Linked DNA regions of Homo sapiens: region 2 is linked to region 1. Evidence: read pairs that join two places in POLR2A ChIA-PET (ENCODE). Cell type or tissue: B cell. All regions are shown on one strand. Each heading gives the region's core, and the rest is flanking DNA. Links, peaks and the distances in the headings are about the cores only. Region 1 has its middle 32 kb from the start of STAG2-AS1. Region 2 overlaps XIAP (X-linked inhibitor of apoptosis).

Region 1 (2,919 bases), core at 278-2,777:
AGCTCATAATTAAATTGCAACTGGTTCCAACACATTTCTCTTCCAAACTGAGACCCAGTTTACTTTTTCATTCCACTACTCTGATGGGCACCTTCAATTTTTTCTTTAACCACACAGTACTACTTGCCATTCCTGAGATTGACATACACTTTTCCTCCTCTGCATCTTTGCTTCACTTTGCCCAGAAAGCTTTTTCCTCCATTACCTTCCCGGAGAATTCCTATTCATCTTTCCATTGCCAGCTTGTCTCACTTGCTTATTGCTGCATAACAAAATCCCCCAAAACTGAGTGGCTTAAAACAACGTGCTTTATTATTTCCTAAGATTTTTGTGGATTGGCTGGACAGTTCTGCTGGTCTTGCCTGGGTTCACTCATGTGGCTGCAGTCAGCTGGTGGGTCATCTGGGGGCTTGGCTCAACTGGGACATTGTCATAGCTGGTCTTCTCTCTTTACATGGCTTCTTTCCAGCAGCATAGCCTGCACTTCTTTATATGGCAACTGGGTTCCAAGGGCAAAAGCAGAAGCTGCTAGTTCTCATAAGGCCTGCCTGGGCTCAGAGATCCCAAGATGTTGCGTTTGATTGGTCAAAGCAAGGTACATGGTCAGAGACTCAAGGGGAGGGGAAAGAGACTCTACCACTTGATGGAAGGAGCAGTAGAGTCACATTGCAAAGGGGCATGGATACAGAGAAGAATAATTCATTGGGAGCCATTTTAACAATCATACAGCTGAAATGTCACCTCTTAATTCATCATTTGTGATATGTATATATGTGTGTGTATATGTATATATACATGTATGTACACATACTCATCACATTTTCTAATTACTTGTTCCTATGTTTCCTCTGATGATATTCTGGCATGCTCCTGACACATAACTGAAGGAGTCAAGAGTTTAAAAAAATAGGTACAGCCCAGACATGATGGCTCATACCTGTAGTCCTAACACTTTGAGAGGCCAAAGCAGGAGGATGGCTTGTGCCCAGGAGTTCAAGAGCAGCCTGGGCAACATAGCAAGACCCCCATCTCTACAGAAAAAAAACATTTTTTAAGGTATACAGTCTGAAAGGACAGCTTTTGGTAATCTTATATGCAAAAAGCGGTATTGGGGAGATGAAGCTGGAAATATAGTTTGGGGTCATATCATCAAAAACCTTGAATGCCATGCCAAGGGATTTAGATTTAATTTTGCCAGCACTTAAAACTGAAGTCAAGAACATAATCTCACTAGGTGCAGTGGCTCACACCTGTGATCCCAGCACTTTGCTAGGCCGAGGCGAATGGATCGCCCCATCCCTACAAAAAAAAACAAAACAAAATATTAGCCTGGCGTAGTGGCATGCACCTGTACTCCCAGCCACTTGAGAGGCTGAGGTGGGAGGATCCCTTGAGCCCAGGAGGCAGAGGTTGTAGTGAGCGTGAAGATCGTGCCACTGCACTCCAGCCTGGGCGACACAAAGAGACTCCGTATCCAAACAAACAAACAAACAAAAAAAAAACGATAATCTCTTCCCAAACTACTTCTTTCCTGTTCAGGCGAATGTCAGAAACATGGACTCACAGCCCCACCCCCTTCATTCATCCAAATGGCTTCCAAGTTCTTATCACAATTCCTAACTATCTCTTGACTCATTCTCCCATCTACACTGCCACAACCTTATTTCAGGGCCTTGTCATTTCTTCTCTGACCTGTTATCATAGCCTCTTTTTTTTTAGACAGAGTTTTGCTCTTGTTGCCCAGGCTGGAGAGCAAGGCTGGAGTGCAATGTCACAATCCCAGCTCACTGCAACCTCTGCCTCCTGGGTTCAAATGATTCTCCTGCCTCAGGCTCCCGAGTAGCTGGGATTACAGGCATGTGCCACCACGCCCGGCTAATTTTGTTGGTCTGGCTGGTCTCGAACTCCCAACCTCAGGTGATCCGCCTGCCTCGGTCTCCCAAAGTGCTGGGATTACAGGTGTGAACCACCGCACCCAGCCCATAGCCTCTTAATAGGTTTCCTGATATCAGTCTTGCTCACTTGTCCATGCTCCATACTTCTACCAAAAGCATCTGCTGCTCGTTCCCTCATTATAAGCTTTTGTGGATTCCCATCACTCTCAAGATAAAGTTCAGTCTTTAGCACTCATTGCAAGAGCCCTCCACAATTTGGCCCCTGCCTAATCTCTCTCCACTGTTCTTTGCCCCTTCTCCTTTAGATTTCAGCAGTACCAAACTTCTTGTAGTTCCTCAGTTCATGCCTTCTTTACGTCTTGGTGTATTTGCCCATGCTAGACTCTCTCTCAAATACTGAATACTCTCTCATCCCTTCTCTGCCTAGGTAAACTCCCAGTTTTCTTTCAGTCTCAATCTCAGACCAGGCACGTTGGCTCACACCTGCAATGCCAGCACTTTGGGAGGCTGAGGCAGGAAGATTATTTGAGCCAGGAGTTCAAGACCAGCCTAGGCAATATAATGAGACCCCCATCTCTACAAAAAATATATTATAGAAAAATTAACCAGATGTGGTGGCACACATCTGTGCTCTCAGCTACTGGGGAGGCTGAGGTGGGAGTATCACTTGAGCCCAGGAGGTTAAGACTGCAGTGAGCTGTGTTCGTGCCACTGCACTCCAGCCTGGGCGACAGAGCCAGACCTGTCTCAAGAAAAAAAAAAGAGAAAATATACAATAGTGGAATGAAGAAGGCACTAGATAACAGCAAGACTTCCCTCACCTTCTCCTCAATAAGGTAAAAAATGAAAAGAAACTTATATTGTACTACACCAAACTAGAGAGGGACACAAAGAAAGTTTGAAAAACATGTAAGCTTGACCAGAATTAATATATTAATAATATGTGAAATACAATACAATAATACAGTGACAGGAAGCTTGGTGATATGGTTTGGCTCTGTGTCCTCACCCAAATCTTACCTTG
Region 2 (2,919 bases), core at 252-2,751, 54 kb before region 1:
TATTTTATTTTTTTTTGTAGAGATGGGGTCTCACCATGTTGCCCAGGCTGGCCTCAAACACCTGGGCTCAAGCAGTCCTCCTGCCTTGACCTCCCAAAGTGCTGGGAATACAGGCATGAACCACCATGTCTGGCCCTCTCTCTCTCTCTTTTTTGAAACCTGATGATCGCCAGGCACGGTGGCTCACGCCTGTAATCCCAGCACTTTGGGAGGCCAAGGCGAGCAGATCACTTGAGATGAGGAGTTTGAGACCAGCCTGGCCAACATGATGAAACGCTGTCTCTACTAAAAATACAAAAATCAGCCAGGCGTCGTGGCGGCACACACCTGTAATCCCAGCACTTTGGGAGTCTGAGGCAGGTGGATCACTTGAGGTGAGGAGTTTCGAGCCCAGCCTGACCAACATGGTGAAACCACATCTCTACTAAAAATAGAAAAAAAAAAAATTAGCTGGGCCTGGTAGCACACGCCTGTAATCCCAGCTACTTGGGAAGCTGAGGCAGAAGAATTGCTTGAACCTGGAAGGTGGAGGTTGCAGTGAGCCCAAATTGCGCCACTGCACTCCAGCCTGGGCGACACAGCAAGAGTCCGTCTGAAAAAAAAAAAAAAAAACCTGGTGGGTTGCTCAGAGGCAGTTACCTATGTAACAAGCTGGCAGAAATTCTCAGGATAGGCAAAAAGATAAGAACCAAAGAACATATCCTTCCCTTTCTAAGTCATAAAAATTACTTCCTGTGAATGAAAAGCCAAAACTTTGCATTACCAGGCCTTGCTATTGATAGTTTACTTGGCCAGTGTATTCACAGAGGGAGGAAGCATTGTCACATGGCAAATAACCAGATTACACCCATAGTCTGGTTGGCAGGATTGTACAAGGGTGCCTGACTAATCAAGAGTCCACCTGCTTATTTCTTTTCATTAGAATCTAATATATTTGCTGTATAGAATTTAGAAAGTTAAGAAAAGCGCAAAGAAAATAATCTCACTGCTCAGAGATAACCACAGCAGAATTTTGATATGTAATTTAGCCTGTCTTTATATATCTGTATTTTTTATAATTTGGGTTATATAATACAACATCATTTTGTAACCAGCTTTTTCCACTTAATACAACATCATGGTGCTCGCTTTGGCAGTACATATACTAAAATTGGAATGATACAGAGAAGGTTAACATGGCCCCTGTATAATATATGCATGTTTTTAAAATACATCCTGAACATGAATTTTTAATGGTTACCTGGTGGCCCATATTACCATAGTATTGTCCTCTTTTGTTAGATATTGAATTGTTTTTAGTAAATAGCACTTTATGGAACATCCTTATATATACACTCATAATGAAATGATGGGGGATTTTTTTTTTTTTTTTTTGAGATGGAGTCTCCCTCTGTTGCCCAGGCTTGAATGCAGTGGCGCAATCTTGGCTCACTGCAACCTCCACCTCCCGAATTCAAACAATTCTCCTGCCTCAGTCTCCTGAGTAGCTGGGACTACAGGTGTGTGCCACCACCCCCAGCTAATTCTTGTATTTTTTTTTTTTTTTTTTTTTTTTGTGGAGCCTAGGTTTTGCCATGTTGGCCAGGCTGGTCTTGAATTCCTGACCTCAAGTGATCCACCCACCTTAGCCCCCAAAGTGCTGGGATTACAGGCATGAGCCACTGCGCCTGGCTGATCAGGGATTTATTTTTTTTTTTTTTTGAGATGGAGTTTCCCTCTTGTTTCCCAGGCTGGAGTACGATGGCACAATCTCAGCTTACTGCAACCTCTGCCTCCCAGGTTCAAGTGATTCTCCTGCCTCAGCGTCCCGAGTAGCTGGGATTACAGGCGTGCACCACCATGCCTGGCTAATTTTTTGTATTTTTAGTAGAGACGGGGTTTCACCATGGCCAGGCTGGTCTTGAACTCCTGACCTCAGGTGATCCGCCTGCCTTGGCCTCCTAGAATACTGGGATTACAGGCGTGAGCCACCGCGCCCGGCCTGATCAGGGATTTATTTATTTTTATTTTTTTGAGAATATGTTTAGAACTAGAATGGATGGTTCAAGAGATAATCATATATTTAAGACTTTTAGAACATATATTGCCAGATTACCTTCCAGAAAAGATGTACCAGTTTTTAGTTCTAACAGGCAAATGCCTCTTGCTTCATACTCTCCAGCCACTGCGTTTTCGTTGTTGGTAGTAATGTTGACCTTTGCCAAATAGGATAAAAATGTTATCTTTTAAAGTGTTTATTTCTTTGATTATTAATGAGGTTTAACATTGTTGCATATGTTTGTTGACCATTAATATTTCCCACTTGTAAATTTGCCTGTTTTCTATCAACGTATTAATCTTTTTCTTATAGATTTTTTTTTTTTTTGAGACGGAGTCTCGCTGTGTCGCCCAGGCTGGAGTACAGTGGCACCATCTCGGTTCACTGCAACCTCTGCCTCCCAGGTTCAAGCGATTCCCCTGCCTCAGCCTCCCGAGTAGCTGGGATTACAGGCATGTGCCACCACGCCTGACTAATTTTTGTATTTTTAGTAGAGACGGTGTTTCACCATGTTGGCCAGGCTGGTCTTGAACTCCCGAAATCAAGCGATCCACCCACCTCGGCCTCCCAAAGTGTTGGGATTACAGGTGTGAGCCACTGCACCCAGCCTTCTTATAGATTTATAAGTGTATTCATACTACTTTTTTTGTTTTTTAAGACAGTGTCTTGACCTGTTGTATAGGCTGAAGTGCAGTGACGCAGTCACAGCTCACTGTAACCTGGAATTCCTTGGCCTACATTGCCCAGTCTGGTCTTAAATTCCTGGGCTGAAGTGATTCTCCCGCCTTAACCTCCCAAAGTGTTGGGATTACAGGGGTGAGCCACCGCATGTGACCTCATGCTGCTTTTTTTTTTTTTCCAACTACTTTAGTCAGATGCTT

The links. Peaks named below come from ENCODE experiments on the same cell type or tissue, not always from the same donor. Only the 100,000 strongest peaks of a DNase experiment are listed, where the experiment ranks them.
Region 2: POLR2A ChIA-PET joins it to region 1 with 5 read pairs; 7 of 35 experiments call an interaction of 5 or more read pairs at or near these places.

What each region holds. Positions count from the first base shown.
Region 1 is chrX:123,927,605-123,930,523 of GRCh38, forward strand. No RefSeq gene overlaps it. Among named protein-coding and RNA genes, the nearest start is that of STAG2-AS1, 32 kb to the right of the region's middle. In B cell, for the core only: no CTCF peak of the experiment used is centred there; no DNase peak of the experiment used is centred there.
Region 2 is chrX:123,873,339-123,876,257 of GRCh38, forward strand. The region is part of intron 1 of XIAP (X-linked inhibitor of apoptosis); the gene reads left to right. It also overlaps the pseudogene RNU6-122P. Among named protein-coding and RNA genes, the nearest start is that of XIAP, 15 kb to the left of the region's middle. In B cell, for the core only: no CTCF peak of the experiment used is centred there; no DNase peak of the experiment used is centred there; H3K27ac peaks cover 306 bases.